Linked DNA regions of Homo sapiens: region 2 is linked to region 1. The links are chromatin loops, found by intact Hi-C in ENCODE. Cell type or tissue: GM12878. All regions are shown on one strand. Links, peaks and the distances in the headings refer to the core of each region. The heading gives the core; the rest is flanking DNA. Region 1 has its middle 70 kb from the start of DAAM1. Region 2 holds the start of LOC107984692 (a long non-coding RNA gene).

Region 1 (17,073 bases), core at 4,993-12,992:
CCAGGCCTACTGTGATGTGATATTATCTTTAAGACTTAACTACTTTACTGGGTTATTCTAATAGACCTTCAAATGACCAGGAATGCTCCAGCCTTAGAGCTGGGGATGATGGGAGTAGTTGGAGCAAGAGTGTGGGGAAAAATTCACAGACATGTTGTGTCAGCCATGAAAAAACAAATGGGTGAGTAAACTGCCTAAGTGATGAACAGGTGAACAGAATTTTCCACCCTGCATTTTTGGATTGGTAGTTTATCTTGTTTGGTGTTAAATGTTTGTAGTCATGGTTACGTGACTAGTTCACTGGAAACCCATGTAGACCCACAGTTTTCTAGAGTGGGGCATATAGTAGGTGTCAATAAGAACTAGTTACATTAATTAATAAATGAGAACATATCTTTGCTTTTTTTTTTTTTGGGACGTAGTCTCACTGTGTCACCCAGGCTGGAGTGCAGTGGCGCAATCTCGGCTCACTGTAACCACCTACTGGGATCAAGCAATTTGCCTGCCTCAGCCTCCAGAGTAGCTGGGATTACAGGTCCATGCCACCACGCCTGGCTAATTTTTTGTATTTTTAGTAGAGACAGGGTCTCACCATGTTGGCCAGGCTGGTCAACTCCTGACCTCAGGTGATCTGCCCACCTCAGCCTCCCAAAGTGCTGGGATTACAGATCTTTGCTTTTATATTTCATCTCTGAAATACTCTCCTGAGAATGAGGCTGGAGAGAGTAAATTTTAATTTTCCTAATCTTTCTTGCTCATTCCCCAATCCAAACCCTACGGCAACTGCTCATAAACGTAGGTCAGTGCTAAAGAATTAGTTCTATTGATTTTTTTCACCACTTGATCCATGTTAGGAAACAAAATTAGCTGGGTGTGGTGGCACACGCTTGTAATCCCAGCTACTTGGAGGCTGAGACAGGAGAATCATTTAGAACTCGGGAGATGGAGGTTGCAGTGAGCTGAGATCTTGCCACTGCACGAACAATTGCTTGGGTGACAAAGGGAGACTCCGTCTCCAAAAAAAAAAAAAAAAAAAAAAAAAAAAAGACATTGGAATAAACAAAACAAGATTGATCAGGATTAATGTTTTTTCAAGGTAATGTTCCAGGTAATGCTATAACCACTGGGGATTATGTTCCTATCCAAATATGCACCTTTGTCTTTGACTAGGCTATTTTATAATTTTGTAGGGATCAAAGTTAACTTGTACAAAACTGATAGCAATGCAAATATGCCCATAGGCATATAAATAAATTCTGTCCAGTGGAAAGTTAATTGACTCCTCCCTGTCCACACACACAAAAGCACCAATTTTGTTTCCATTTGCAAATCCATTTCACTCTTCCTGATCTATAAATGTCTCTGCTTTTTGGCTTTCTCTGAACCTGTTGTTAATGAAGTCTTATTCTCTCAATCACCATGCAATTGAGCTATGGGATTTCATGTTGAGTTATTAGCTTCTACTATTATTTTACCTGTTACCTCATTTAATTAATGAGTTAAATGAAAGTTTGACATAAGCATGTTTTATATTTGCATGAGAATCATGATTGTTCCTCCTCCCATCCCCAAAGATCCTTCAACACCCAATATTAAGTAACAAGCTGAAGGAGAAGTCTGGGGGACTTTTCTTACTTGGTTTTTATGGGAGTTACATCATTGGTAATCCGAAGTTTTGTTCCCTTGCCCTCCCTGAAGTAAAGGGTGCAACTGAGAGTGACTGAGACTACCCACCTTCCCACGTGGTCTTCCCGTGTGATCACTCACTTGGTGAACCTGTGTTTGTGCAAAGCATTTCTGAAACTCCTCTGCTGAAAGTACCTACAAAATCTGCTGCAGAGTCTTCAGATTTGCAGCATTGTGTGAATTTCACTAGACATCAGGCTTTGGTATTGGTCAGCCCTACTTCAAATTCTAGCTCTCCATGCACTAGGTGGAAGTTATCAGATGTTTCTGTTTACTCATCTGTAAAATAGAGCCGTTATAGAGTGAATGAAACAATGCGTATTATAGCTGGCATGTAATATGTTCTCCATAAATCTTACCTATTATTGCTACGTAGAGAGAAAAACATGGGACCTCCTTTCTTCCTTGGTCCTGCTGACGTGTAGCTCTGCAGTAACATCTCTGGTGCTGATGTTTCAGGCCAGATTGACATAGACAGGACTACACCCATTTAGGCCTGTGTAGGGCCTGAAGGATCTAGGTGTCTGGGTGGATTGGATCAGGAAATTTCCTGGAGTGAGTAGACCCGGATTTGACCTTTCAATTTCTTGATTGTGGGAAAGTCAAGGCATGGTGAGTGGCAGACGGTAGCTAAGGGCAGTGGCCACGTAACAACTGCTATGGAAATTTTACAAATTTAATAATTGGTATGGCACTGCTGAGTAAAACAAAGCCCTGGGAGAGGGTAGGTGAGCTGAATTGGGAGCAAGGGGACATCTTTCCAGACACCCTTAAAGTGGATGCAAAGATGGCTATAGACAGCCAGGTCACCAAGCAAAGAACTTCTTTGCCCTCCTTCTGATGGGTTTTGTCTGATGGAAACAGCTAATATGGAGAATTTTTTCAGTTGTGGGCTCTACCATCCCACCCTTCTAATACAGATTTCAACTGCTGGTAGATTTTACTATTGAACCAGGACAGAAACAAAAAGGAAGCTTAAATATCACAGCAGCCAATGACACCGCTGTTCCTTTGAGACACCTCAAAGGTGTCAGTTATACAAACTACGTTTATTCACTCCTTTTCCCTCAACAAATAATTTCCATATAATACGAAGAAGTGACTCTGAAATTTGCATTTTAGGCAGAAAAAGGAAATCTGATACCAGTGAACCAATGTAAACGAATTTTTATTTAAAGAGGCTATAAAAGAACATTCTGGATATTATGTGTATCATTATTTTGGTTACTTTGCAGTGTTATTGACGTTTAACTTCAAATATCCAGTAGAGGGCATGAAAGGAATTGGTTTTGTTTGGGCTCACTATGCTGAAGATAGAATTTGAACACTGGAAATGAAAAAGCAAATGGATTATATATTGCAGCTTTCAGACAGGGAATGACAAGCTTTAGATATCAACCCAATATATACTGCAACCTTTCTTTTTTCTTATATCGTATCTTATATCCTTCATTTAAAATTACTTAATCCTTGAGAATTAGATTTAGCTATTGAACAAAATACATATGAAATCATTAAATATCACTGATTTGTATTCACATCTATTAGAGACAAACCTGAAGAATATACCAAACTTTAGTACATGATGACATAGTATCCATGAAAAGCAAAGTTCTACCCTCTGGCGGAAACCCTTCACCTTTAGAATGCAAGACTGCTCTCAGCATCCCCTTCCTGCTTCAGATCTCAAATCAGGCGCTGGAAGCAGGACAAGAACCTTTCACAATCAGCCTTGGTGCCAAGCTTGACTCAGGATTGACTTAGCAATTGTTGCTTTCTCACTCATTTGTGACTTTGGTGGAAAAACAGAAGAAAAGCGCATACCTCCACTACATTTAATGAGTGCCTACAGTGTGCTAGATACTATATTAGATACTTGAAAAATAATTTTAATCTTTATAAGACCCCTACAAAGCCAAATTTATTATTCCCATTTTTCTGAGGCTCACAGAGGTTGCAAATTTCATGGCATTTCCCTGCATGCTGGTCTGCTCTATTTCTCATAAAATCTTTGGGAAGTAAGAAATAAATCTTTATGAAAAGATTGGGATCTAGAATTCTTAATTTAAATAATAAAATAACAAACCAGGTCACTTCTATATCTATATATTTTGGATATTATCTTCCCCTGTATTTTTCATAATCCAGTCCCACATTTGGTTGATAATAATGTGTGTTTCTATTTTTGTTGTTGTTTAAATTTCTCTTTCTGATTAGCTTCTATAGTAGCTCTTCAAATTAACTGGCACCCCTACATTTTGTAAAACTATAAATCTGCTCTAGAGTGGCCACCTTGTCACTGCTCTTATATCGTTCTTTTTATAGATTTTATTCTTTCCTAGTGTTCTTCAGATGAGTTTTAAGGACCACCAGCATTTAAAATATTTTCAAGAGTTTGTTTAAAATAGAAATTATTGGGCCTCAACAAAGATCATTTGAACTAGAATCTTCTGGGCTGAAGCTTAAGAATCTGCGTCTTCACCTACTCCTCAGGTATCTCCCATACACATGAGATTGATGCGCTGGCTTAGAAAATGAGAATGACTGAGTTCAGGCAGCACTCAGTAAACCTTAGTTGTCAATGACTACGACTTAGGTTTCAGGCCACTTCAATTTCCATGTGTTATTTGTTGGCTACCATGCCAACCACACAGGTTAGTAGAAAAAGCATGGCTTTAGGAAGCAAATGTACCTAGATGTTGATCATTTAGCTTCAGTTTCCAACACTTGTAAAATAATGTCTAATTTGCAGTAATTTTTTAACATAAAATGTAATAATACAGATCAATCACAAAACTAGCACAGTATCTGGTCCATATTGGAGTCTCAAATAATGATAGGTTCTAATAAGCATGATACCCCATTAATTAAATACAATATTATTGCTTGGCATTTGAGAGAATAAGCCTCCATTTATAAAGTGAGATGTTTACTGGGAAAGCTTGTTATTATTTGCATTAAATTTAAATTCTAAAGAAAGACCATAATTAAGTATATCTTCTGGAAACAGTTTTCCCAGTAAAGTGATATATAAGTATAATTTGCCTCTTTTGTATATATACAGGTTGCCAGATTTTGGGAGATAATTCTTAAAGGATCTCTCACATTGCGGCATGTTTTGTGAGCAAAGTATTGGTTGCCATTTGTTCTGGACTGTCTCTTCAAGGATGTTTGTATAGCAAACAGCCTTGGCACATAGAATGTCTTCCCCTAGAGCAGGCATGCTTATTGCCCATTGGAAAAGATTCAGATTCCCTAAACTCAAGAATTCCTATCCTAAAATGCAACCGTGTTCAGGCTTCCTTCTGGGTACATGTGTGTCACTCCTGTACAGCTCAGGAGCAAGAGGTGCTGATTCAAATATGCTGACTCTCATGCTGCTTGCTCTGTTTGCCTCTGACCCAGGAATCTCATGTTTTTTGTCAGCATCCATGACATTGTGGCTGACCAGCTTATTAGATTTCAAGTTGGGAAAATTCTCAGACCCATTCATCGTCCTTGACACTATGTAAAAGTACCTTTAGCACAGGTTTAATACTTTTTGTTTTCCTAGCCTCAGTACTTGTGTGGTGAAATCCACAATGACACCTGAAGAAGGAGGTGACTTGACTCGGATTACAGAGCAAGTTCCAAGCTGAGTCTAACTCCTGGACTCATGCTTCCAGCTTTCTGCTCTTTTCTCCAGGCGTTGATACTTTGTTAAACATCCAAGGCAAAGAATATGCAGAGAGAATATGAGTTTATCAAGATAGGTAGACATTCTATCATGGAAAAAGAATGTTTTCTATTGAGTTATTGGGACTTGGGCAAAGCCATCCTTGGCTAATTCTTTTGCTAGCTTTTCCATGAAACAATTGATGGACTGTGCTTCTTCGGTGGTATTTTCATAGAAAATTCAAGTTCATGAACTGCCCAATGATATACAGCACCAAAGTTATATGATGAAAAGCAGAGTTACCAACATTGCCAACAAGCCTTGCGATGAATGGATGTGCTGAGCTAGTACATAAGGAAGGAATTCTGGGTCCCATTGGAATCAGCAGTGATGGAATTCACAGGTACTTAGTGCATGGATGGTGGGAGAGAGGACAGGTTATGTTTGGGGTGGATGGTGCTGAAGGCCACCTAAAATTAGGAGGTAAATACAAGAAATAATTTCACTCAAAATACCATTTCCTTATAAGCTGTTCAGTGCATTTTGGTCCACAAAAGAAAAAGTTAAAATCTTGGAAGTGAAAACAGCTGGAGATCATCAAGCAATCACCAAGAGTTTGCAGAGCACGGCAGCAAGAGTTTGGGACAGATTTTTGAAAACAGAGAACTCTTGATTTAAAGACTGTCAGGGAACTTGGCTGTGTTTTGGACATTGCCTCTACATAGGTCTTAGAGTTCCAGTCAATAAAATAAATGCATATGCTTTACTTAAGCTGAGAATATTCCTGTGCCAGTAACATTCTCTGGAAGGACAAGAAGAGTCCTTCTTTAGTTTAGTATAGTTAGTTCATCAGGCAGCTAGAGGCTCCAGACTGAACAGACATGGAGAGTACAAACGGTGCAAAGTGTCTCTGTCCTTGAATAGCTTACAGTTCAGTAAAGGGAACAGATATGTAAGTACATAATCACAGTAGAGTGAGATATGTGCAATAATAAATATATTTATAAGATGCAGAAGTAGATAATAAGGAGCATTAATTCTACCTTGTAGTAAAGAGTAAAGAAAAGCTTCACAAAACAGGGGACATCTATGTTGGTTTTCTTGCTTTCCCTATTTAATATGAGCCACTAGTAGACCCTTTGTTTCCTTCTTTTAATATGACCTAAAATGATCTAGTCTTCCCTGTTAATAGCATAACCCTCTTAAAAAAGTGCATGGTCTCTTTCTTCGTTTCGCTTCATGGAGGAAATAATTTAAAGTGTACAGTAAGTTTTTTTGCCTATTTGAAATGTTTTTCAACTGTACAGATTTAATAAATTGATACTTTGTGCATATGATTACACAATTTCTGAATGATTGTACAATATGAGTTATTTATCAAGACAATTTGCTTCTTTGGCATAACTATGCTGCAGACCAATTTATTTACTGAGTGCAGGTTCGAATTGAGCTTAACAGGTGAGCCACTGAAACTTAGGGACTGTGGAGATCCTACAATATCTTTTGGAACTAAAGTCTCACACCACGGGTACCTCTGATCTTGATGATGAATGTTCATTTGGGTTCCACAGAAACACAGAAGTTGCTAGCTCTTTTTTTTTTTCCCATTTTAGTCAGTGTAATCTCATGTACACTCTCCACTTCTAACCACAGAGGGTCGAATTGGAAGTGGATTCCATTCTGTTAACAGAAAAGCAATTACTTAACTTATAAATTTAGAAAGAAGACCTTATTTCTTATAAAGGGTTACAGTCTGCAAGGTGGCCATTCTGAAAGGCTGGGAAGCATAGCCTCTGGCCAAAGCCCAGACACAGGTACTGCAAGGGAGGGAAAGAGGAGACAGGAATTTGTGCTGATTTCAATTATTTGTGATAGTGCTTAGTATTTTCATAGATAATCTTCCCCTTTGCTTTTGGGAGCATGCTCTGGGTGAAATGCCCAGACACTTGGAATTCACTTCTTCAAAATTCTTTTACTTTTTCCTAGGGACTTTAAGCATAGCAACAACCTTATTTATTTGTTATTTCTCTTCAACTTCCTTCATCATTTTTTTCCACAGTTTGTCCATGTAAGTGTTTGAAGATTGACTTGCTCTCCTGGGAGTTTAGGTTAAGGGGAGATGGGTGGGAAAGGCATTCCAAGTAGAAGAAACAGGATGCACATACACATAAGGAATTTTTTAAAAAGCAAGGCATTCAATAATACTGGGGAACAGTATGCAAGGGGCTGAGCAAAAGGGGGGAAATAGGGCCAGAAAGGGAGGCAGGGACCAGTTATGAAAAACCGTGTAAACTATTTTGACCATGACATCAACATAGGTTTCTAAGGTGGGGAGAATCAGGATCAGATTTATGTTTTTAAAAGATTGCTGTGATGGCAATGTTGTGACTAAGATTAGGCAAAAAGGGGGAATTGTCTGGGAAACAGCAGGAAGAGACTTCCAGTCCTTTAGTTGAGAGACAGTGAAGCCTTAACTAGGGCAATGGAAATGAGATCAGGGAGGGAAGGACAGGTTTGAAAGCTACTTCAGGAGGGAAAATAAGAAGAGTTTTATAAGAGAATTGGTTTAAGTGGTGAGTGAGGTCAGGTAGGAAAGATCATGAGGTTTCTGATTTTGGTGAGTGGCCAAATGGGGAAACCATAAAAAAGAAGAAATATGGAAAGAGGTACAGGCTTGAGGGACAAATAGGCCTGACATCACCATGGAGTGTCTAGTTGAAGATCAGAGGAAGATGGAAATGCAGGTCTGAAATTGAGACTAGAACTTCGGCTGACAATATATAGGTGTGGAAAACATTAGCAGTGGAAAACAGGAGGACGTCTGCTCAGCCAATGACCTAGGCTTCAGGAATTATGTCTTCCTAACCACAGCCTCCGCTGTAGAGGTGAGCCTTAGACAATGTTGTTCTACCATTATTTCAACATTCACTTGACAAGTACTTTTTGAGTCCTTATTGTGCCAGGCATAAGTGATTATATGGTGACCAAGATGGACAAGGTCCCTGCCTCCTGGAGCTCACATTCTAGTTCATGATACAGGTGGCAGGAACAACATATGCAGTGGGCCTTAAGCAGAAAGAACCTGACATGGTCTAGGAGCTTCATCATGAAATGAAGCTTGAGAGGTGGGCCAGGGCCAGATCATTTGGGGCCTTGTAGGTCATGCTAATGAGAATAGAGTTTTTCTAAGTCTCTGAGGATTTGCAAGCAGGACAGTATTGAAATGGGCTTTATCACATGTTCATCTCCACTTCTAACCACAGAGGGTTGGATTGGAAGTGGATTCCATTCTGTTAACAGAAAAGCAATTACTGAATTTACAAATTTAGAAAGGAGGCTATCTTATAAAGGGCTACAGCCTGCAAGGTGGCCATTCTGAAAGGCTGGGAAGCATAGCCTCTGGCCAAAGGCCAGAAACAGGCACTTCAAGGGAGGGAAAGATGAGACAGGAATTTATACCGAACAGGTTGGCCAAGTATACATATTCAATGGGTTATAGAGGAGCTATGAATATTCATGATGAGGGTCATCATACATATTCAGGTTGAGTAAACATGTATTTTACATACAACCCATGTTCACCCTGAGGTGGAGACTTAACATTTAAATGCATTACAATTAGGCCAGATATGTCCAAATGTGAAGCAGAGACAGGGAGGCACTCAAGTACACAGCCTGTAAAACCTGCCAGAGCCAGTCCATGGCTGGTGGTCTCTAATCAGGAGAAAGTTACAGAAATCAGTCTCTTGTTCAATCGAAGCTGTAGTTGTGGCTTGTGAAACAGGGAGTCAGTCAGCATCTGATGGTGGGTGAGCTGCAGTTATTTCAATATTGCTTATCTTGAGGTCAGTGCTTGTTTAGCTTCAGAGTAAGGAAAAACCTTGTGGCAGTTAGAACCTAGTTTACTCTTTAAGTGTAGGAGTGCATGACTTAACCCTTGCCTGGTGTGGCCTTAGGTCCTATTTAGAATTTGGTATCTTATTGCCATAAAGAGTCCATTCTGTCAGCCTTATTTTAACATTAATGCTGGCAAGTTGTTGGGTCTAAACTGCAAAAGGGAGAGGGTATGATGAGGCTTATCTGACCTCCTGACCCATCATGGCCAGGAACTCAGTTTTTAAGGTTTCTCTGGGGTTCCCTTGGACAACAGGGGGTCCATTCAGTGGGTTGGGGGGCTTAGGATTTTATTTTTAGTTCTCAATCCTTAGGCTAGCTGGTGATTTCTGACAAAGCCTAGTGCAAAAAGATTATCTGGACCAATCAAGACTTTTTTTTTCCCATCAGGAGTTTACACTGATAAACATTGAGTAAATGTGGCAATTAGTAGAGGTTGCTGAAACTGACAAGATGCTGCAAGATAGAGAAAGAACCATTATGGACTGTGTGCAAACTAAAGTTGTGAGAAAGCAGAAAGCATCATGCAGCACAAGTGATGTGGCACAGGAAGACAGAGCACGCCCCTGTTCTTTCATTCCTATGAGACACCTTTGTTCTTTATTGCCCATGTGTGTCATTAAAACAAACTCTTCCTTATTTGAATCATCTCTGTGAACCTCTCTTATAACTGAAAAGACTCAATTAAAACACCTAGGAAGAGTGGGTAAAGAGAGAAGGGGACAGAATTTACTGCTTTACCCTCTGTGACCCCGTGGATGAGTCATATTTTTATTGTAGCACTTAGAGGTTAGATTATACTTGTTTCTTTGTATGCTTCTCCCATGATTTGCATGACTTATTCATTTTGGTATCTACAGTACTGACCTTCATGCCTTGCACATTATTTGACACTCAAAAATGCTTATTGAGTTGAATTAAGCATGGAACCCTAAAATATTTTGAAGGTTGAACTAAGGAGGGAAAATAAGTACAAAGAGCAGTTTTAGAAGAAGGAATTACAGTAGCGGTACACGGGGAACCAAAATGGAGTGGCATCTGGAAAGACAAGGATGTGAGAGAATATCATAAGAAGGAGTGGTCAAAAGGACCAAATGCTGTAGAGAACTTAAAATAGCAAGGACTAAAAATGCCTATTGGATTTACCAATGGTTTTATCACAGAGATAGAAGGAAAGGTCATATTGCCATCTACTGAAAAAGTATAGTCAGCAGGGGTGGATGATATTTAATAATTTATCACAGCATATGCTGATCTTATTGATTTCCCCAAAATCGAATTACAGACTTCCATTTATATATAACTGCAAAACAAAGGATAAAGCTTTGGTCATTGAAAGGAGATGCATAATATTTTCTATAAATAAACAAATGAAATAAACATTAAAGATTCAATATGCTTAGGTTAATATACACGCTCATCAATTTTTTAGGTTTTATTTTTTAGAACAGTTTAACATTCAAAGCAAAATGAAGAGGAAGGTAGAGAGATTTCCTAATACCCCCTGCCTCACACATGCATAACTTTCCTCACTATCAACATCCCCTTCCAGAGTGGTACATTTATTACAATTGATGAACCTATACTGACATGTCATAGTCACTCAAAGTCCACAGTTTATATTAGGGCTCAATTTTGGTGTTGTATATACAGGTTTGGACAGTTAAGTAATGACATGTATCCACTGTTACACTATCATGGTGTAGATTAACTGCCCTAAACATACTCTGTGTGCTTCTCCTATTCATCTGTCCCTCCCCACTAGCCTCTGGCAACCATTGGTCTTTTTACTGCCTCCATAGTTTTATCTTTTACAGGATATCATATAGTTGAAATCATACAGTATGCAGCCTTTCAGATTGGCTTCTTTCGCTTAGTAACATGCATTTATGTTTCCTCTATGTCTTTTCAAGGCTTGATAGCTCATTTATTTTTAGTGTTGAATAATATTCCATTGTCTAATGTTCCACAGCATATTTATCCATTCACTTACAGAAGAACATCTTGGTTGCTTCCAAGTTTTGGCAATTATGAATAAAGTTACTATAAACATATATGTGCAGGTTTTTGTGTGGACATTTTCAATTCCTTTGAGTAAATACCAAGGAGCACGATGGCAGGATCATATGGTTAGAGTATGTTTAGTTTTGTGAGATACCTCAAAATTGTCTTCTAAAGAGGCTGTGCCATTTTGCGTATTAGTGAGAGCTCCTATTGATCCTCATCCCCCTAATCATTTGATGCTTTCAGTGTTCTGGACTTGATCATTCCACTAGGTATGCAGTGGTATCTCATTGTTTTAATTTGCATTTTCCTGATGACACATGATGTGGAACAGCTTTTCATGTGATTATTTGCCATCTGTATATCTTCTTTGGTAAGGTATCTATCTGTTGAAGTCACTGACTCATTTTTAATTGAAGAGTTCTTTGCATATTTTTGATAACAGTTCTTTGTCAGATGCGTCTTTTGCACACATTTTCTCCCAGTCTGTGGCTCTTCTTCGCATTCTCTTAACATTGCTTTTGCAGAGCAAAAATTTATTTTAATGAAGTCCAGCCTATCAATAATTTCTTTCACAGATCATGCCATTTGTGTTGTATCTAAAATGTCACTGCCATACTCAAAGTCATTGCCATTCCCAAAGTTGTCTAGGTTTTCTCCTACGTTATCTTCTAGTAGTTTTATAGTTTTGCATTTTACATTTAGGTCTATAATCTATTTTGAGTTAATTTTTGTGAAGGATGTAAGGTTTGTGTCTAGATTCTTTTTTGCATATCGATGTCCAGTTGTTCCAGCACCATTTGTTGAGAATACTCTTTGCTTCATTGTATTGCTTTTGCTTCTTTGTCAAGGATCAGTGGACAATGTTTATGTTGGTCTATTTCTGGGCTCTTTATTCTGTTCCATTAATCTATTTGTCTATTAATTCACCAATACCACACTTTCTTGATTACCATAGCTTTAGAGAAATACTTGAAGTTGGGTAGTGTTAGTCCTCCAACTTCTCTTCATTTTTTGCTGTGCTATCTGAATCCTCACTCCTCCTTTGGCTCTCTTTTTAAATTTGTTTGTTTTTGAGACAGAGTCTTACTCTGTCACCCAAGCTGAAGTGCAGTGGTGTGATCTCGGCTTACTGCAAACTTTGTTTCCGCAGTTCAAGCAATTCTCATGCCTCAGCCTCCCGAGTAGCTGGGATCACAGGCTTGTGCCACCACATCCAACTAATTTTTGTATTTTTGGTAGAGATGGGGTTTCGCCATGTTGGCCAGGCTGGTCTCGAACTCCTGACCTCAAGTGATCTTCCCACCTCGACCTCCCAAAGTGCTGGGATTACAGGTGTGAGCCACTGCACCTGGCCTCTTTTAAAATTTTTATAATTTTCTGCTGAATGTTATCAGAAAGTTCTGGGAGATAAAGTTCTGGAAATTGAATATATGTGGTAGGAAGATTAACCTTTGACAGTCTTTGTTTTTTGTGTTTTTCCTGCAGACTTACATCTAATGAAGGAGGTTGTGCCTGTGTCTGAATGCAGGAGGGGTCCTATGACTCTGGTCTTGCTATAGAGTCACCATCTATAATCAGCCTCTTTTCTTTCAGATATTATTTGACTTTGAACTTTTTAGCTTTTAGTTGTTTGCTTGCTTTCTTTCCTCCTTCACTATGACAAGGAATGCTACATCCTTTTAGACCTGCAATTTTGGTTGCCTGTTTTTCTATTTTATTGCTTTGCAATCTTCTGGGGCTCTGCATCCAACACATGGCTCTCCTGAATTTGTCTTTTTCTAATATAAAAATATTCATGCACTTGGGTTTCTTTCAATGGCACCTGAATTTCTGGCAGGTGATTTTCTCCATTCAAGGTTGTGCTGTGAGTGAAACAGCCCTCAGCCATTAATGTCATTTGCAGAAGGTTCAAATCTGCTATCAGGTGGCTCTAGCCTTATTTATGTTCTGCTTGGGTTTGTTTTTTTTTTTTTTTTTGCTATATTTTTCTATTTCATCTCACTTGGATAAATGGCAGTCTTCTGTGGCTACCTCTTTGTAACTAGACAGATAAAGCTGACCAACTTCATGCCTTCAGGAAGTTTCTCCTCGACCTTTTTAATGAATAGAAGTTTCTCTTTGTTTTTCCCAGCTTTTTGTCTCTCTTTATAAGCCAGACTTAAAGAGAAAAAATGTATAATTTCAGTAGACTCCCAAAACCTGCTGTGGGAGTGGGAGTTGACAGGGTGTTAGGGATGACCTCAGGTAGGTGGTTCACAGGGATCTTCAACAGGACTCTGTAGCGAAAGTCCTTCTCTTGACCCCAGAGACAACTCTGAACCATTCTTCCACTGCCATCAGCTTTTCACTAACTTTAGCTGTGAAGAGTCAGCAGTTGCCAGAGTGGATACAAGGTTAAGGGAGAATATTACAATGAGGAATACTTGAACTTAGCTGGAATCTGGAAGAATCCAATAGAGAGGGAGAACCTGAGATGGAGAAGAGTCCTATCAAAAGGGTTGAGTGCCTAGCCCAGGAATCAACCTGAGCTAGTAATTAAGATGCCTTCACGGCCGGGCGCGGTGGCTCACGCCTGTAATCCCAGCACTTTGGGAGGCCGAGGCGGGTGGATCATGAGGTCAGGAGATCGAGACCATCCTGGCTAAGAAGGTGAAGCCCCGTCTCTACTAAAAATACAAAAAATTAGCCGGGCGCCTGTAGTCCCAGCTACTCGGGAGGCTGAGGCAGGAGAATGCCGTGAACCCGGGAAGCGGAGCTTGCAGTGAGCCGAGATTGCGCCACTGCAGTCCGCAGTCCGGCCTGGGCGACAGAGCGAGACTCCGTCTCAAAAAAAAAAAAAAAAAAAAAAAAAAAAAAAAAAAAAAAAAGATGCCTTCACACAGCAACTGATCTCTTGCCCATATCAATAATTTTATCACTACTACTATTAGTTGGGTGGCTTTGGGGAGTTAATGAAGATTACGGGATGAGTGCTAAAGATTTTGATGATGTGCGTTGTCTGTTTACTCTGCTGACTGTTCTTTTTTGCTGTGAAAAAGCTCTTTAGTTCAATTAAGTCCCAGCAATTTATCTTTGTATTTATTGCATTTGCTTTTGGGTTCTTGGTCATGAAATCCTTGCCTAAGCCAATGTCTAGAAGGGTTTTTCCAATGTTATCTTCTAGAATTTTCATAGTTTCAAGTCTTAGATTTAAGTTCTTAATCCATCTTGAGTAGATTTTTGTGTAAGGTGAGAGATAAGGATCCAGTTTCATTCTCCTACGTGGCTAGCCAATTATCCCAGCACCATTTGTTGAAAACGGTGTCCTTTCCCCACTTTATGTTTTTGATTGCTTTGCCAAAGATCAGTTGGCTGTAAGTATTTGGGTTTATTTCTGGGTGCTCTGTTCTGTTCCATTGGTCTATGTACCTGTTTTTATACCAGTACCATGTTGTTTTGGTGACTATGGCCTTATACTATAGTTTGAAATTAGGTAATATGATGCCTCCAGATGTGTTCTTTTTACGTGTCTTGCTTTGGCTGTGCAGGCTCTTTTTCAGTTCCATATTAATTTTAGAATAGTTTTTTTCTAATTCCGTGAAGAATGATGGTGATATTTTGATGAGAATTGCATTGAATTTGTAGATGGCTTTTGGCAGTATGGTCATTTTTACAATATTGATTCTATCCATCCATGAGCATGGGATGTGTTTCCATTTGTTTGTGTTGTCTATGATTTCTTTCAGCAGTGTTTTGTAGTTTTCTTTGTAGAGGTCTTTCACCTCCTTGGTTAAGTGTATTCCTAAGGTGTTTTTTTTTTTTTTTTTTTTTGGTTTTCATTTATTTATTTATTTATTTTTGCAGCTATTTTACAAGGGGTTGAGTTCTTGACTTGATTCTCAGTGTGGTCGCTGTTGATGTATAGAAGAGCCACTGATTTGTGTATATTAATTTTGTATCTGGAAACTGGAGTGTTTAGGGTTTTCTAGGTAAACAATCATACCATCAGCAAACAGTGACAGTTTGACTTCCTCTTTACTGATTTGGATGCCCTTTATTTCTTTCACTTGTCTGACTGTTCTGGCTAGGACTTCCAATACCATGTTGAAGAGGAATGGTGAGAGTGGGCCTCCTTGTTTTGTTCCAGTTCTCAGAGGGAATGCTTTCATCTTTTCCCCATGAGTATTATGTTGGCAGCGGGTTTGTCATAGATGGCTTTTATTATATTGAGGTAGGTCCCTTGTATGCCAATTTTGCTGAGAGTTTTAATCATAAAGGGATGCTGGATTTTTTCTAATGCTTTTTCTGCATCTATTGAGAGGACCATGTGATTTTTGTTTTGAATTCTGTTTATGTGGTGTATCACATTTATTGGCTTGCATATGTTAAATCATCCCTGCATCCCTGGTATGAAACCCACTTCATCATGGTGAATTATCTTTTTGATATGTTGTTGGATTCCATTAGCTAGTATTTGTTAAGGAACATCTATGTTCATCAGGGATATTGGTTTGTAGTTTTCTTTTTTGGTTATGTCCTTTCCTGGTTTTGGTATTAGGGTGATACTGGCTTCATAGAATAGTTTAGGGAGGGTTCTCTCTTTCTCTATCTTGAGAATAGTGTCAATAGCATTGGTACCAATTCTTCTTTGAACGTCTTGTAGAGTTCTACTCTGAATCCTTCTGGTCCTGGACTTTTTTTGTTGGTAATTTTTAAATTACCATTTCAATCTTGCGCTTGTTATTGATCTGTTCAGGGTATCTAATTCCTCCTGATTTAAGCTAGGAGGGTTGTATCTTTCCAAGAATTTATCTCTCTCCTCTATGTTTTCTAGTTTACATACAAAACAGTGTTCATAGTAGCCTTGAATGATCTTTTGTATTTCTGTGATGTCAGTTGCAATATCTCCCATTTCATTGCTTACTGAGCTTATTTGGATATTCTCTCTTCTTTTCTTGGTTAATCTTGCTAATGGTCTATCAATTTTATTTATCTTTTCAAAGAACCAGCTTTTTGTTTTATCTTTCGTACTTTTTTGTTTGTTTGTTTCAATTTCATTTAGTTCTGCTCTGATCTTGGTTATTTCCTTTCTTCTGCTGGGTTTGGGTTTGGTTTGTTCTTGTTTCTCTAGTTCCTTGAGGTATGATCTTAGATTGTCTGTTTGAGCTCTTTCAGACTTTTTGATGTAAGCATTTGAGGCTATGAACTTTCCTCTTAGCACTGTCTTTGCTGTGTCCCAGAGGTTTTGATAGGTTGTGTCACTATTGTCGTTCAGTTCAAAGAATTTTTAAATTTCCATCTTGATTTCATTTTTGACCCAGTGATCCTTCAGGAGTAGGTTATTTGATTTCCATGTATTTGCATGGTTTTAGAGGTTCCTTTTGGAGTGGATTTCCAGTTTTATTCCACTGTGGTCTTAGAGAATGCTTGATATAATTTCAATTTTCTTAAATTTATTGAGGCTTGTTTTGTGGCCTATCATATAGTCTATCTTGGAGAAAGTTCCATGTGCTGTTGAATAGAATGTGTATTCTGCGGTTGTTGAATGAAATGTTTTGTATATATGTGTTAAGTCCATTTGTTCCAGGGTATAGTTGAAATCCATTGCTTCTTTGTTGCCTTTCTTTCTTGATGATCTCTCTATTGCTGCCAGTGGAGTATTGAAGTCCCCCACTATTATTGTGTTGCTGTCTATCTCATTTCTTAGGTCTAGTAGTAATTGTTTTATAAATTTGGGTGCTCCAGTGTTAGGTGCATATATGTTTAGGATTGTGATATTTTCCTGTTAGACAAGGACCTTTATCATTATATAATATCCCTCTTTGATCCCTCTTTGTCTTTTTTAACTGTTG
Region 2 (17,073 bases), core at 4,012-12,011, 51 kb after region 1:
TAATATAAATAGTGATATATGATCACTATATATCACTATAAAATTATTGTGGGAAATAACAAGATAAATAAGATGCAAGACCTATGTTAAAAATAATGATTAATATGATTAATACTGGTTACTACTTATTAATAGTTCTTGTTTGAATTTAGTGGCCACCTACTATATAACAGACCCTATACTAATAATTTACATGGTCCCAAAAACCAGTTACATTTATTAAGTCCCTAATTTGAGCCAAGATTTCTAACTGTATTGTTTTGTTTAATCTTCACAACCTATGAGTTAGTTATTATTATCCTTTTTGTTCTCTCTGCAAAGGAAACCAAAGCTTATAGAGGTTAAAAACTTGCAAGATCACAAGTGGCAGGGCTGTGATTCAAACCATCACCACTACAGATGACAACTGAAGCAGGGAAAAATTAAGTGGTTTGCTTAAGATCACACAACCCTCCCTTCACCCCTTCCCTCCCCTCCCTTTACCCCTCCTCTCCCCTTCCCTTCCTTTTCTTTTCTTTTTTTCCTTTTTTGAGATGGAGTCTTGCTCTAGCACCCAGGCTGGAGTGCAATGGCGTGATCTCGGCCCACTGCAACCTCCGCCTCCTGGGTTCAAGCGATTCTCCTGCCTCAGCCTCCTGAGTAGCTGGGATTACAGGTGTGCGCCACCATGCCCAGCTAATTTTTTTATTTTTAGTAGAGACAGTATTTGCCATCTTGGCCAGGCTGGTCTTGAACTCCTGACCTCAGGTGATCTGCCTGCCTTGGCCTCCCAAAGTGCTGGGATTACAGGGGTGAGCCACCATGCCCCGCCAAATATGTTTATGTCTAATCCCAGGAACCTGTGGATTTGTCGTGTCACTTGGGAAGGGACAAAGTAAGATCAGCTGACTTGAGATGGGGAGGTTACTCTGTATTAGCAGGGTGGATGCAGTGTATGCACAAAGCTCCTTATAAGTGAAAGGGAGAGGCAGAGGAGTCAGCTTTTTTGAAGATTTGAAGATGATACCCTACCAACTTTGCCAACTCAGTAGATAGAGGAAGAGGCATGGGCCAAGGAATACAGATGGCTTCTATAAACTACAAAAGGCAAGGAAACATTTTTCCCCAGAGGCTCCTGAAAGAACATACTTTCCGACACCTTGACTTTGGATCACTGAGAGCATTTTGAATTTATGACTTCCAGAAATGTAATTATAAATTTGTGTTGTTTCAAGACACTAAGGTTGTGAGAATTTATTATAGCACTAATAAGAAACTAATATATTGAAACTATTAAAAGAGGTCTGTCTGTAGAATTAGCCGCTCTCAAGGTTCCAGAAAGAACAGTGAGGTTGACATGAGATCATTTAAAAGGGTTCTACAACACCGCTCAGATGCTGATGGGCTACTGCCTAAATGTACCATGGAGGGGAAGGAAGATACAGGAACATTTCGTTAGAGGTAGGACTGCTTTAAGATGTCCTTCTATCTGGGTGAAAGCCTACCTCAATAAGCTCTGGTCTATTCTTGGGTGAGGACTTTTCTGGGGCTGTTTTCACTCCTAATAATATAAAGAAATGCTTCTTGACAAATCACTGAATACATTTTATGTTTTCATATGCTTTTGGTGAATCTTAGAATTTTTTTATTACTTTCCTTAGCCATAGAGTACAATAAAAATGAAAATGAATCTCATATGTTCTATTAATACTTAACTTAGGTCCCTTTGCTTTTGGAAACTAATATTATTCTTTAAGCATAGGCTAGTAAATAATATAATTGTTCTACAAATCTGGAAGGAAATTAAAATGCTCACTTTTATTGTTTTAACAAGTTGAACTATCTATGCATAGGGAAATTAATTTTTTCTTTGAAGAAAACACACATAGAAATTTATGTAGGTAATCCATCTATATATTGGTGTATTTTAAAGTATTTGCTTTAATTCAAATATTGACCTATATATATATACCTATTTGAGGAAGAGTTCTGAATTGTGATTATTTTGGCATTTCCAAAGTATAAGAATTATTTTTAGTTATAAGTCACACAATAACAAAATTTTCCCATAGTGCCGACAGCTTGTACTCTTGAGAGCTAATTCAGTTTCTGATGGAAGAGGTTGGTAGGCAGGTAGATTTGATCTGACGGGACAGCTATATAAAAATCAAGGATATCTCCAAAGAATTTGTTTGGAAAAAAAGACAATTTTTATTTTATTTTATTTTAAGGTCCAGGGTATAGGTGCAGGATGTACAGGTTTGTTACATAGGTAAATGTGTGCCATGGTGGTTTGCTGCACCTATCAACCCATCACCTTGGTAAGTAAGCCCAGCATGCATTAGCTATTTTTCCTGATGCTCTCTCCTGACCCCACCCTCCCCTGACAGGCCCCAGTGTGTGTTGTTCCCCTCCTGTGTCCATGTGTTCTCATTGTTCAGCTCCCACTTACAAGTGAGAACATTTGGTGTTTGGTTTTCTGTTCCTGCGTTAGTTTGAGAATAATGGCTTCCAGCTTCATCCATGTCTTTGCAAAGGACATGCTCTCATTCCTTTTTATGGCTGCATAGTATTCCATGGTGTATATATACCACATTTTCTTTATCCAGTCTATCATTGGTGGGCATTTGAGTTGATTCCATGTCTTTGCTATTGTGAATAGAGCTGCAATGAACATACGCGTGCATGTATCTTTATAATAGAATTATTTCTATTCCTTTGGGTATATACCCAGTAATGGGATTGCTGGGTCAAATGGTATTCCCAGTTCTAAATCTTTGAGGAATTTCCACAGTGTCTTCTACAGTGGTTGAACTAATTTACATCTACACCAACAGTGTGAAAGTGTTCCTATTTCTCCACCACCTCACCAAAATCTGTTGTTTCTTTACTTTTTAATAATTACCATTCTGACTGGCAGGAGATGGTATCTGCCATTCTGACTGGCAGGAGATTAGTGATGTTGAACTTTTTTATGTTTTTGGCCACATAAATGTCTTTTTTTGAGAAGTGTCTGTTCATGTCCTTTGCCCACTTTTTAATGGGGTTACTTCTTGTAAATTTGCTTAAGTTCCTTGCAGATTCTGGATACTAGACCATTGTCAGATGGATAGATTGCAAAAATTTTTTTCCATCCCGTAGATTGTTCACTCTGAGGATAGTTTCTTTTGCTGTGCAGAAGCTCTTTAGTTTAATTAGATCCCATTTGTCAATTTTTGCTTTTGTTGCAATTGCTTTTGGTGATTTCATAATAAAATCATTGCCCATGACTATGTCCTGAATGGTATTACCTAGATTTTCTTCTAGGGTTTTTATATTTTTGGGTTTTATATTTAAGTCTTTAATCTATCTTAAGCAAATTTTTGTATAAGGTGTAAGGAAGGGGTTCAGTTTCAATTTTCTACATATGGCTAGCCAGTTCTCCCAGCCCTCAGTTTCAATTTTCCACATATGGCTAGCCAGTTTATCATTATTTAATAAATGGATACCCATTTATTATAGGGTATCCTTTCCCGTGTTTTTGTCAGGTTTGTCAAAGATCACAGGGTTGGAGATGTGCAGTTTTATTTCTGAGTTCTCTATTCTGTTACATTGGTCTATGTGTCTGTTTTTGTACCAGTACCATGTTGTTTTGGCTACTGTAGCCTTGAAAATCAAGACAATTATTTGGCTTCTTTGTCTTAATATTACAGCCAGGTCTCATCAAGATAATGGTTACCTTTTGACAAGTAAAAAGTTTTTATTTGCTCATGCTGAGCAGCACAGAGAGTAATGGGAAGTGAGGATTGGAAAAAGAGACTTCAGGATAGATAATCCATCCAAATTCATTTGATTGGGCAAACTAATTAATAATATACATTTTAAATCTGCAGTAAACATTTCCCCAGGAATAAGCTGTCTTGGACTCACCTGCTTCTAAAAGGCCAGTATAAACAGTGGTACTTGACCACATTCCTCCTCTTACTTATAAGTTAACTGTTAATAACATTCCCCAGAAACAGATTTTCCCCCCTGCATTTTTACATTCCAGGCTATTTCATGTCAGAACACAATTGAAGTTCAAATTTTATTTTGTCATGAATATTTTGGGATATATTGTATATATTTGGTAAATCACAAGACTGTTGTTTTATTGATGGGCAGAAGACTATTTTTGTTGTTTACTGTTTGGTTTTAGGGGTGGAGACATTTTAAATTAAAGCAATTTAGCTTCCTATGCCTCTCATTCCACTGCTATTTGATTTTCTAATAGAATTGTTTGTTTCTTAAACCTCTAAATGCATACTGATGATGGCTTTTGTGAGCTATTACTTGATGGGGGCAAAAATATTTCAAATTTTGGAGACAGACATTCATGAAGTGCTGAACAATTCCATTTGAGAGGCCAAAGCAGCTTATGCTGACACAACTACAGAAGTTGAAATCTTTACAGGTAAGAGATGAAGGGGCTTTGTTTTGGAGTTTTAAATTTGCTGTCTGTGTTGAAAGAGTGCTGTAGATAAAAGATTGTATAGATTGGTGTCCTATGTATTTTCCTAAATGTATATAAATAATAGCACCAGTTTTTCCTTCATTTGATGAGAATAAATAAAAGATAAGTCCCGATACTGGCAGAAGACAGAAAGACAACAGCAAGAGAATGCAAAGGAGTAAGATAGTTATAGGTGAGGGGAAAATTACAGAGCAGGGCATATCTCTAATTAATTTTTTGAGGGCCAAAAGAGAAGTCTTATTTTTAGTTTACTTTTTTAAAAAAATGTTTTAAATGATGCCAATCATTTAAATTTTTTAAAGTAACATGAAACTTTATCTACATGAGCCATAACTCCTTCATCCTGGAAATCCAGACCCTGCTTGTATTTTTAAGATGGCATCTCAATAGTATATGCAGCTTCTCTCTTATTTTGAATTTTTGATCATTTGTCTCTTCCATAACAAATTCTGTGCACCTTTTCCCTTTAGTAGGTAGACTCAGCAGTGGTATTTCTACCTAGTTTCCCAACGTACTGGGATAAGTGGCAAAGCCAGACTAGCCAGACTCCCCAGGACTCCTGATAGAACTGTAATGTCCACAAGTTTCTCTGGAATTTAGCTAGAGCTTACCTAGAGAATTTTGTGATTCAAAAACAAAAAGTTACTATAGGTTTCTACTAAACTTCAGACAATTCTAGCATATTTTGTTATCAACTGAGAACCATTAGGGTTTACAAAAACAGTCAGCATAGTTTAAGGTAGTGGCTGTGGAAGACACTCAGGAGGTTCCTGGAAAACACCAGTTTAGACTGTCAGAGACCTCCGGCACTGCCACGGAATTTTCCTTCTCCTGGCAACATAGGAGTTTAATAAGTAATAACTGCTGTTTCTGAGTATGGCATGCTCAGATCTATTTTCCCTTATTAAAAATAGCCTGCATGTTCTCGCTTATGGAGGTGAATGTGATGCCTACAAACTTCCCAACAAAATGATCCTATTTGTTTAGAAATCATTCTCATTTGCTTGTAATATTTTGGTTAAAGAATCGGGAGAATCTTGGAATCCAGGGGCCCACATAAGGTAAGAGTTTTGGGACTGGATATCTCCATGACCTGTGGTTTCTGCCTTGAAGAAAGGAACATGGAGATCTGACTCCTATCTCCCTCGGTGCAGAGCCTGGTGGTGCTCACAGAGGCCTGGCTGAATGGTGGGCCTGCATTTTGTCATCTCCTCCCCTGTCCCAGTGAGCCACTCCAGCTGTGAGCCAGGGCAGTTGAAGGATCCTAGCTTTAGGCAGTTACGCAGCGGTCAAAGGTCTTGTTTAATAGAGAATTAAGGGAGGTGAAACCGTTTGACCACTCTCTTTGATGTTCTGCGATTTTTATCTCCTAATAGAATTAAAATACCAACTATCCTGAGGAATGGAGATAGCCCTTATTTTGCAGTCCCGAAAACAGTCAATAAGCCTATTTTTCTTTTATTCTTAAAACAAATTGTTTTCTCTTAACCAAATGGGAGTTAAGGCAAACTGTGAATTTATATGATGAGTTTAGAAATGACTTCAAATGGCCATGAGCTTCTCATTTGTTGAAATGGCTTTGACATTGCCAGGCTGTCTAAAATATGACCACAGGCAGCCAAGGGAACTTTTGTGCAAATCTCATGAACAACTGTGAGACTCTGGCATAGCGTTCTTTTTTCTTTTTCTGTTTTGTGATGTTGCATTCTTTTTTCCTTTTTATATCATTGAAAATAAAAATTGAACTTAAGGGCCATAAGCACGAAGGGACAGATTTCTTTACGTCATCATTATGTGTGTGTGTAATATGTTTAGACAAAAGCAACCCCAAATTCACAATTTAGAGAAACAAGACTTTGTTAAATTTTGTGCTGTGCCTAAGGCAGCAAATACCAATATGTGTAAATTAAAATTAGATGCAGTAATAGGGATTGGCTCATCCAACAGTAACAGAAAGGATTATTCAAGCTTGACTATGTGCTAAATAGCATTTTTTTCATTTTTCTTTTTCCCATAAATAGGTGTTATGAATGGTTATAGCTGAACACACAACATAAGCCTTTTTAAAATTCAGCAATGTATGATTATTAATTTTCCATATCATTGAATATACTTTCACACTGCAGTTCTTAAAGATTGAAAAGTATTTTATCATTTCATTTTACTCAGTAAATTCCTTGTAATGTTAGACACTTATGTTAGTTCCAATTTTTCACTCACAAATAATGCTTCAGTGATATACTTCCATCTTTCTCACTTTTCTGGTCATTTCCTTAGGAGAAATTCCTGGGTGTAAAGTGGCTGGATCATACATTTAAGATCATAAGATCTTAAATGCTGTGTGTGCTGCCGGGGCTGTCATAACAAAATATTATGCACCAAATAAAACAATGCACCAAAAGCACATGTTCCAAGGAGTAGTCATATTGAGCATTTGTCTCCTAGCATCCATCAGGTTACAAGTCAATTGCTCCCAGAATTCCTACTGGTCAGATACTCTGTATTTTCTGTGCCTTGTTGAGGATCCCTCAAATTATCATATTCCTGAATTTTGTGAGCAAGGCAGTGTCACCACCATTTTCAGGACTTTGGAAATACCTTCAGAATATGGGAATGGAAGAGGTAATGTTTACTAATAATTTTGTTTTCTTATATATACTTGAGTTCACAACCTTACTTAAAATATACATACAACACCTAATAAATTCTTGCTAAATACATATATATATGTACATATATGTGTAGGTATATATGTGGTCCCCTCAATATATATTTGATGTGCTGTTTGTTACTCCACTATATGTGTACCTCTCTGGTATCCAGGACACGGGCCTATATGTAAAACATATATAACAACTGATTTATTGGAACTTCATTACACAAATAGAAATTCTATATTAAAATGGTATGTGTTAAAATACTATGTTAAAATGCTTGCCCTATATTTTTGGAACTCCTAGCTCAAAAGGGTATTCAGACCAAAATATTATATGTAGTGATTTTTCTTCTTCAGACAATAAGAATATTATTTCAAAGAATACTTATAGAGTATTATAGCATAAATGCAGTTTCAAAACCATTTTATTGATTATTTGAACAATTCTATGAGGTATGGGCAAATCTAACATCTAGATCTTCTAGGAGAAAGTTATCAACTTGAATTCATTTCTTCTGTTCCTAGGCTCTGAGCTCTGTTATCTCACAATGCTCTGTCAACACTGCTAAGGGCAAGCAATTATTTAAGGTGATAGATTGTAGGCTGTTTCACTTTCTTAACATATGATTTCTTATACTGTAGTATATGATTAGTAGAGGCTGTTTGGAAGTCTTACAGGAAAATACGTGTTTATTTGGGGCAAAGTGAAATAAAGAGAAATGACTTGGACAGATAGTCCACTCCTGATATTCCAGGTATCCCACAAGGAGATACACAGAGGAGACAAGGCCAGGCAAAATGTTTGTGCTTGTTACCATGAGGCTTTGTGTCTGTGTATTCCTGTGAACCAGGCTGCACTTTGGCAACAATCCCTTGTGCTTACATTAATCCAGTGTGAGTGGCCAACCGAGGCAGGACACTCCTTTCCCTTCCCCTCTGAGCTCATACTCGCTGGCTTAAGAGTGATATTAAAAGACCAGCTTGATGTCTAGACAGGCCTGGTCTAAGCAAGCTGCCCCAGGCCTTCTCAGGAAAGAGCATTGCTGAGTCGAAGCAGACTCTGGCTGGTGTTACTTCCTCAATCTAAGGAAGTAAAGTCCAGAAAAAGAAACTCTTGGGAGAGTACAGGCATACCTCACTTTACTGCATGTTGCTGCACTTCACAGATAATTGTGTTTTTTACACATTGAAGGTTTGTGGCAACCCGTGGAGCAAGTCTGTTGGCCTCATTTTTCCAACAGCATGTGCTCACTTACTGTTTCTGTGTTATATTTTAATTCTCACAATATTTCAAGCTTTTTCATTATCATTATATCTATTATGGTGATGTGTGATCAGTGATCTTTGATGTTACTGTTGTAATGGTTTTGAGGTGCCACCAACCATGACCAAATAAGACAATGACCTTAATTGATAATGTTGTATGCGTTCTAACTGTTCTACTGACCACCCATTTTCCCATCTCTCACCCTCTCCTCGGGCCTCTCTATTCCTTGAAACACAACAGTATTGAAATTAGGCCAATTAATAACCTCACAAAGACCCCTAAGCATCCAAGTGAAAGAAGAGTTTCACGTCTCTCACTTTAAGTCAAAAGCTAGAAAGGATTTTAGTGAGGACGGCATGTTGAAAGCTGAGATAGGCTGAAATCTAGACCTCTTGCATCAAACAGCCAAGTCATGAATGCAAAGGAAAAGTTCTTAAAGGAAATGAAAAGTGCTACTCCACTGAATCCACAAATGATGAGAAAATGAAACAGACTTATTGCTGATATGGAGAAAATTTTAGTGGTCTGGATAGAAGATCCAACCAGCCACATCATTCCCTTAAGCCTGAGCAAGGCTCTAACTCTTTTCAATTCTGTGAAGGCTGAGAAAGGTAAGGAAGCTGCAAGAGAAAGTTTGATGCTAGCAGAGGATGCTTCATGAGGTTTAAGGAAAGAAGCTGTCTCTATAACGTGAGTGCATGGTGAAGCAGTAAGTGCTGATCAAGAAGCCATAGCAAGTTATCCAGAAGATCAAGCTAAGATCATTGATGAAGGTGGTGACACAATAGATTTTAATTGCAGGTGAAACAATCTTACATTGAAAGATGTTATCTAGGACTTTCATAGCAAGAGAGGAGAAGTCAATGCCTGGCTTCAAAGCTTCAAAAGACAGACTAACTCTCTTATTAGAGGCTAATGAAGCTGGTGACTTTAAGTTGAAGCCAATGTTTATTTGCCATTCTGAAAATCCTACGTTTTCTGACCCTCCCACAGAAAATGAAAGTATCAATATCAATTGTCCCTTATTTCCAAGCTTCTTAAAAGGTCCATAATACATGCTAATAATCAGCTTTCTATTTCTTTCACCTTCTTCTAATTCTGCTGTCTTCTGCTACAGGTACATCAAGCAGTACTTGATTGGAATGTCTCTAAAGTTGATCATGAGTATCCATTTTCAAACTTCTAGACCAACAACAGAGCACATAGAATTTCATAATATCAGCTCCATATCCTACCAAATTTAGAAAGTAGTTCAAATTCCACAATCCAATATAATAATTACAATAAGCGCTAAAATTCAAGGAACTATTTACATGATGTCCCTTTATCATAATACATTTTAGAATTATATAATGCTCTTAGCATAGTGTCTGTCCCATATGAGATATTCTACAAACAAAAGCTTAAAAGACATGTTATTTGTAATATTGGTTTCCCTCTCTGTCTCTCCTCCTTTCCTCCAATAAAACTGTAATCTCTCTGTAGACAAACTAGTTTTTTTCTTTGTATCTTGAGTATCTCTCATGGAACTAATAGGAAAAGCTCAATAAATGCTTTTTGAGTAAATGAATGAATGAATGAAGAGGTAGTATATTGCATTGTTAAGAATTTGAATTTCATCATGAAAAGCATTTAATCAGTTAATAGGATATAGAATTGTAAATGAAATATTCAATTTTTAGATTGGAAAATACATTTATTTTCTCTCAAAATTTCAGATTTTGAAATGTCTCTGAACAAAACACAATTAGTTTATAAATTGATGTCCAGAACTTCCAGATGACGATTGTTCCTCCTACCTTTTTGGACTCAGCCAGTGGGACCCAGAGCTTGAGGTGAGAGTGAGCAGGTCACAAAACAAAAGAATACTATAGTCTGAGACACACAGAGGATGGGAAGGAAGGGCAGGTTTTAAATGTAAAGTGCAACAAAACGCATGAAGAGGGAGAAATGAAATAAAGGGTCAGCAATAGATATTCACAAGGAAGAAGTTAATTCAGCAGGTGGAGCAAGGAAATACTCCCACATTCAAGGGAAGTCTGCCTGTCAGAGTGTGGTAGGAGACACCCAGTAAGCTCTTAAACAGATTTGTAAAGGGGAAATGTTGGTTTAGTTAGATTAATATTAACATCTATCTTCCCTCCTTCCCTCCCTCCCTCCCCCTCCCTTCCTTCTTCCTTTCCCCTCCTCCTTGCTTTCCTCCTTCCCTTCTTCCTTCCTTTCCCCCTTCCCTTCCCTTCCTTTTTTCTAGAAACAAGTAAAAATTTACAGACTCTTCTTCTTCTGGACTTCTCATTTTCATCCTGCTACCACTATTAACTTTCGTGCATACAGTGGGCTGGACTTATAAGAAAGGATTATATTTTGCATTGACCTTAAGCATCATTGGGTTTGGTGACTATGTATTAGGTAGGTCAACTGATATTAATCATAGAATTTTATTATTACTAGCTACAGAATCAACAGATTTTTTTTTTGAGAGGGAGTCTTGCTCTGTCGCCCAGACTGGAGTGTAGTGGTGCCATCTCGACCCACCGCAACCTCTGCCTCTCAGGTTCAAGCGATTCTCCTGCCTCAGCCTCCCGAGTAGCTAGAATTACAGGTGTCCACCAACACACCCAGCTAATTTTTGCATTTTTAGTAGAGACCAGATTTCACCATCTTGGCCAGCCTGGTCTCAAACTCCTGATCTCGAGTAATCCACCCACCTCCACCTCCCAAAGTGCTGGGATTACAGGTGTGAGCCACCATGCCCAGCCAGAATCAACAGAATTTTAGATAGAAGTATAACTAGAAATTTAGAAGTTATCTATTAGAGTAGGATGGAGGCCAAAAACTATTTTTAAAACTCCAATCATGTGATACTAAAAAAATTCAAAATGAGAATTATAACTATAAATTTAGAACTATAATTATGTATTCTTATTGAATATAATATTCATTTTATAAGTGCTACTTCTTAATTTCCAGTTAGTGTAAAATAATCTATAATAGTCAGTGATTAGACTCCACATGTAGGCTTTTTGTGGGTTTATACTAATGTGTTATAGCTTATAAAGGGGAAAAGGGGATGAGAGGCAAAATTCAACTTTCGGTGACTTAAATGTGATTGGATTTTTGCCTTTAGGTATAAATCCTTCTAAGAATTACTCACGAATTTACCCAATAATACGAATACTTTGGTGTACCTTTGGTCTTCCTTGAATTGCCAGTGTCCAGGAGATTTTCCCCTATGTTTTATTCTGGAGGTTTTATAGTTTCTGGTCTTATATCTGGTCTTGAATTGCCAATATCCAGGAGATTTTCCCCTATGTTTTATTCTGGAGGCTTTGTAGTTTCTGGTCTTACAGTTAAGTCTTTTATCCATTATAAGTTGATTTTTGTGGGTGAAGTGTTTCTTTGTTTTTCTGCATGTGGAAATCCCATTTTCTCAGTACCATTTATTGAAGAGACTATCCTTTCCCAGTTGTGTCCTCTTGATGCCCTTTTCAAAAATTAGTTTACCATATATGGTTGGATTTATTTCTGAGATCTCTATTCTGTTCTACTGGTCTATGTGATGGCTTTTAGCTCAGTACCATACTGTTCTGACTACTATAGCTTTGTACTATAGTTTTAAATCAGGAAATGTGATGCCTCGAAATTTATTTTTTCTTTTCAGAATTATTTTAGCTATTTGGAGTCTTTTATGTTTCCACGTTAATTTTAGGATTAGTTTTTTCTATTCCTGTGAAGAATGTGATCAGGATTTTAATAGGAATTGTGTTTAATCTGTATATTGCTTGGAATAGTATGGAAATTTTAACAGTATTAATTTTTCTTTTTCTTTTGAGAAAGAGTCTCACTCTGTTGCCCAGGCTGTGATCTCAGCACACTGCAACCTCTGGCACCCAGGTTCAAGTGATTCTCCTGCCTCAGCCTCCCGAGTAGCTGGGATTACAGGCACCTGCTGCCACACCCAGAAAAGATGTTAGACTTTTGTATTTTTAGTAGAGACGGGTTTTTACCATCTTGGCCAGGCTGGTCTTGAAATCCTGACCTGGTGATCCACCCACCTTGGCCTCCCAAAGTGCTGGGATTACAGGCATGAGCCACAGTGCCTGGCCCAGTATTAATTTTTCTATTCTATGAACGCAGGATATCTTTCCATTTATTTGTATCTTCAATTTCTTTCATCAATGTTTTATAGTTTTCAGATTTTTCATCTCCTAAAGTATTTCTTGATGCAGTTGCAAATGGCATTTGTTTTTTTAAATTTATTTTTCAGTTAGGTAATTATATTTTAAAATGCTACTGATTTTTCTATATTGATTTTGTATCCTGCAACTTTACTGAATTCAATTATTAGTTTAAACAGTATTTTATGGAATCTTTAAGATTGTTTAAGAATCATTAAGGTTGTTTACATATAGAAATACTTCATCTGCAAATAGAGATAATTTGACTTCTTCTCTTTCCGTTTAGATACACTTTATTTCTTTTTCTTTTCTGATTGCCCTTGCTAGTACTTCCAGAACTATGTTGAATAGAAGTGGCAAGAGTGAGCATCCTTGCTTTGTACTGGATCTTATTGGAAATGCTTTCAGTTTTCCCCCATTGATTATAATGTTAGCTGTGTGTTTTTCATAGATGACCTTTATTATGTTGAGAAGCTTTCCTTCTATACCTAAACTGTTGAGAGTTTTTATCAAGAAAAGATGTTGGACTCTGTCAAATGCTTTTTCTGCATCAATTAAGATGATCCCGTGGTTTTTATCTCACATTCTGATAAAATGATGTATTACACTGATTGATATGCATGTGTTAAAATAGGATTGCATGCCAGGGATAAATCCCACTTGCTCATGATGATGTACAATCTTTTTGATGTATTGCTGGATTAGGTTTGCTAATATTTTATTGAGCACTTTTGCATCAATATTCATTACAGAAATTAGCCTGTTTTCTTTTCTTGAAATGTCTTTGGTTTTTGTATCAAGGTGATACTGGTCTTATAAGATGTGTTTGGAAGTATTATCTCTAGTTCTATTTTTTGGAAGAGTTTTAGGAGTACCGGTATTAATTATTTGGATGTTTGGTAGAATTTAGCCGTGAAGCTATCTGGTCCTGGGCTTTTATTTCTTGAAAGGTTTTTGAATACCTCTTCAATCTTTTGCTTGTTATATGTCTGTTCAGGATTTCTATTTCTTCCTGGCAGAATCGTGGTCATTATTTACAATCTACCAAATTTACAATCTTGGTGGTTTGTATTTTTCCAGGAATTTATCTGTTTCCTTTAGGTTATCTTGTTTGTTGGCATAAAATTTTTCATGAGGGTTTCTTATAATCTTTTGTATTTCTGAGGCACCTGTTGTAATTTTCTCACTTTCATTTTCGCGTTCGTACCTCTTCCAAATTCTCATTTTGTTGAGCTCCCATGTGTTGAGGTGTTTACTCAGGACAAAAAGACAAACTGAAAGTAATGATAAACTTTTTATTCACTTTCTGTGATAGAGTAAGCAAGAGACAGTATAGGTGCTGGCTCCTCAGTGTTTCATTTCCCCCCATAGAACAGCACTGGGTGAGGTAAAGCAGTGTAGGCAAGGGGATTGTCTCACTGCCAAGGAGCTGTGAACAAAAGGTTCCTGTCATTTTATGGATCCAGGAGGCTGTGGGGAGACAGAGTGGGTAAGGGCTAGGACTGGAAAAGTATTAAGTCAGAGTGGAGAAACATGTCTTAGTCAAGGCCTCCCAGTGAGGCGGTCTTGGCAGAGTTGCTCAAAATGTGCCTCAGCTGAGGACCCCCATAAAGATGTCTTCAAATGGAGGCGCCTAGGCTAGACATGCAGAGAGGTCAATGAGCATGGTTGGCCCAGGGGCGCCTGAGTCCTTTCCTGCAACCCCCTCCAGAGACTGCAATGCACTGGCTGTGCACCAAGACTGGTGTGGAAGGCCAGCTTCCCCTTATGAGGCCTGCCAGGCAAAGCCTTGTAATTGCCTGTGGTCAGGCTTGAATGACCACACACAGAACTTTGGCCTGGAGCTAGACTCCTAAGATTAGTCCCACCAGCTCAGCTGAAGTTAAGGGCTCAGTTGTTTTCTCTTCATCCCTGTAGCCTCTTCATCTCTGGCAGGCCCTGTCCTCTGCCAGACACATCTGCGTTTGTCCCAGGAATGAGTTGCCACAGAGCTCTGCTGACCTATGAAGGGCTCATTCTTCTTGTGAATTCATCCATCATGGCTTCCTTGTGTCCACTGCTCAATAGCTCTACAGACAACTAGGGTTTTTATTTTATCCCCTTTATCTGTGTTATTGGTGCAAGAGCCAAGAATTTTTGCATCCTGAAGAAGTAGTATTAAGTGCCTTACATGCACTGTGTTCTAGGGAGTGGCTGTCGGCCTTCCAGTTCCACTCTCCACCATTCTGCACTCTGCTCTGAGCCCCATACACCGAACTTAGTGGCTGCATCAACAGGCAGCCTTGCCCTTTGCTTCTGTTTTAATTTGATGAATGGGAATTACTGGCAGTAGATTAGATGAAGAGGAGAGAGGGATTTTAGAGCATTTAATCCCTCAGCTAAAGCTGAGGTCATCAAAGCTGACCTCTACTGGGTCATCAAAGGACAGTTGCTTTCTTCTGTTGAAGCATTTGTCAGTGTCCTCTCCTACAACTACAACTTAAACTTTCTCTGGGTTCAGTTATCTATTCTCTTCTTTGCCTTTTTAGGCCTAAGGTGGTAATGACTTTTATTTTTCCAACATTGGGGTACTTCACCATCTCTTATGACTACTCTCTTTCCAGTTTGTAAATAGTCCCTTTATTAAATGACCCTCAATTACCCATTTGAATGTGTGATTTCCTATTGTGATTCTGATATATTTTCATTCATTGCAATCATACTTCATGTGCTAAGTATGATTATCGTCCTCATTTTACTGATGTGGAAATTGAGGGTTAGTAAGTTGTCCAAGGTTGCCCAGTTAGTAACAGGACTATAGTTCAAGCTTAGGTCTATTTAACATAAGAGAGGTCACCTTTAGCCAGTTCACTCTAACTGTAGTGTGCAAGGAACATTTGAGGGTTGTGTTTTGGAGACAGGAAGACAATTACAATTATCTAGGTGAAAAATAAGCACCTTGATATGCCAGTGACAGTGTGAATGGAGATCTTATAATGATTCGAGTGCTTTTATGAAGAATAAAGTGGCCAACTTTTATGTATCTACCTAAGTTGGCCGCCCAGTCATTCATTTTTATTCTTCATAAAAGCACTCAAGCTCTGCCTCTGCCCCTGCCCCTGCCCCCTGCCCCTGCCCCTGCCCCCTGCCCCTGCCCCTGCCCCTGCCTCTGCCTCTGCCTCTGCCTCTCCCCACGGTCTCCCTCTCTTTCCACGGTCTTCCTCTGATGCCGAGCCGAAGCTGGACTGTACTGCTGCCATCTCGGCTCACTGCAACCTCTCTGCCTGATTCTCCTGCCTCAGCCTGCCGAGTGTCTGCGATTGCAGGCACGCTCCACCACGCCTGACTGGTTTTTGTATTTTTTTGGTGGAGACGGGGTTTCGCTGTGTTGGCCGGGCTGGTCTCCAGCTCCTAACCGCGAGTGATCCGCCAGCCTTGGCCTCCCGAGGTGCCGGGATTGCAGACAGAGTCTCGTTCACTCAGTGCTCAATGGTGCCCAGGCTGGAGTGCAGTGGCGTGATCTCGGCTCGCTACAACCTCCACCTCCCAGCCGCCTGCCTTGGCCTCCCAAAGTGCCGAGATTGCAGCCTCTGCCCGGCCGCCACCCCGTCTGGGAAGTGAGGAGCGTCTCTGCCTGGCCGCCCATCATCTGGGATGTGAGGAGCCCCTCTGCCTGGCTGCCCAGTCTGGAAAGTGAGGAGCGTCTCTGCCCGGCCGCCATCCCATCTAGGAAGTGAGGAGCGCCTCTTCCCGGCCGCCATCCCATCTAGGAAGTGAGGAGCATCTCTGACCGGCCGCCCATCGTCTGAGATGTGGGGAGCACCTCTGCCCCGCCGCCCCGTCTGGGATGTGAGGAGTGCCTCTGCCCGGCAACCGCCCCGTCTGAGAAGTGAGGAGCCCCTCTGCCCGGCAGCCACCCCGTCTGGGAAGTGAGGAGCGTCTCCGCCCGGCAGCCACCCCGTCTGGGAGGGAGGCGGGGGGGTCAGCCCCCCGCCCGGCCAGCCGCCCCGTCCGGGAGGTGAGGGGTGCCTCTGCCCGGCCACCACCCCGTCTGGGAGGTGTACCCAACAGCTCACTGAGAACGGGCCATGATGACAATGGCGATTTTGTGGAATAGAAACGGGGGAAAGGTGGGGAAAAGATTGAGAAATCGGATGGTTGCCGTGTCTGTGTAGAAAGAAGTAGACATGGGAGACTTTTCATTTTGTTCTGTACTAAGAAAAATTCTTCTGCCTTGGGATCCTGTTGATCTATGACCTTACCCCCAACCCTGTGCTCTCTGAAACATGTGCTGTGTCCACTCAGGGTTAAATGGATTAAGGGCGGTGCAAGAGGTGCTTTGCTAAACAGATGCTTGAAGGCAGCATGCTCGTTAAGAGTCATCACCACTCCCTAATCTCAAGTACCCAGGGACACAAACACTGCGGAAGGCCGCAGGGTCCTCTGCCTAGGAAAACCAGAGACCTTTGTTCACTTGCTTATCTGCTGACCTTCCCTCCACTATTGTCCTATGACCCTGCCA

What was found. Hi-C counts contacts between places; a loop is a spot of excess contacts. Peaks named below come from ENCODE experiments on the same cell type or tissue, not always from the same donor. Only the 100,000 strongest peaks of a DNase experiment are listed, where the experiment ranks them.
Region 2: it touches region 1 in a loop (2.0-fold over the local background); 4 of 110 quality-filtered maps call a loop at or near these places.

The regions. Positions count from the first base shown.
Region 1 is chr14:59,110,064-59,127,136 of GRCh38, reverse strand. No RefSeq gene overlaps it. Among named protein-coding and RNA genes, the nearest start is that of DAAM1, 70 kb to the left of the region's middle. In GM12878, for the core only: no CTCF peak of the experiment used is centred there; a DNase peak (open chromatin) is centred at 9,896.
Region 2 is chr14:59,058,346-59,075,418 of GRCh38, reverse strand. It overlaps LOC107984692 (a long non-coding RNA gene), which reads left to right and starts at 3,844. Exons shown (of 3, transcript XR_001750786.2): 1 at 3,844-4,411; 2 at 10,113-10,229; 3 at 10,646-10,746. In GM12878, for the core only: no CTCF peak of the experiment used is centred there; no DNase peak of the experiment used is centred there.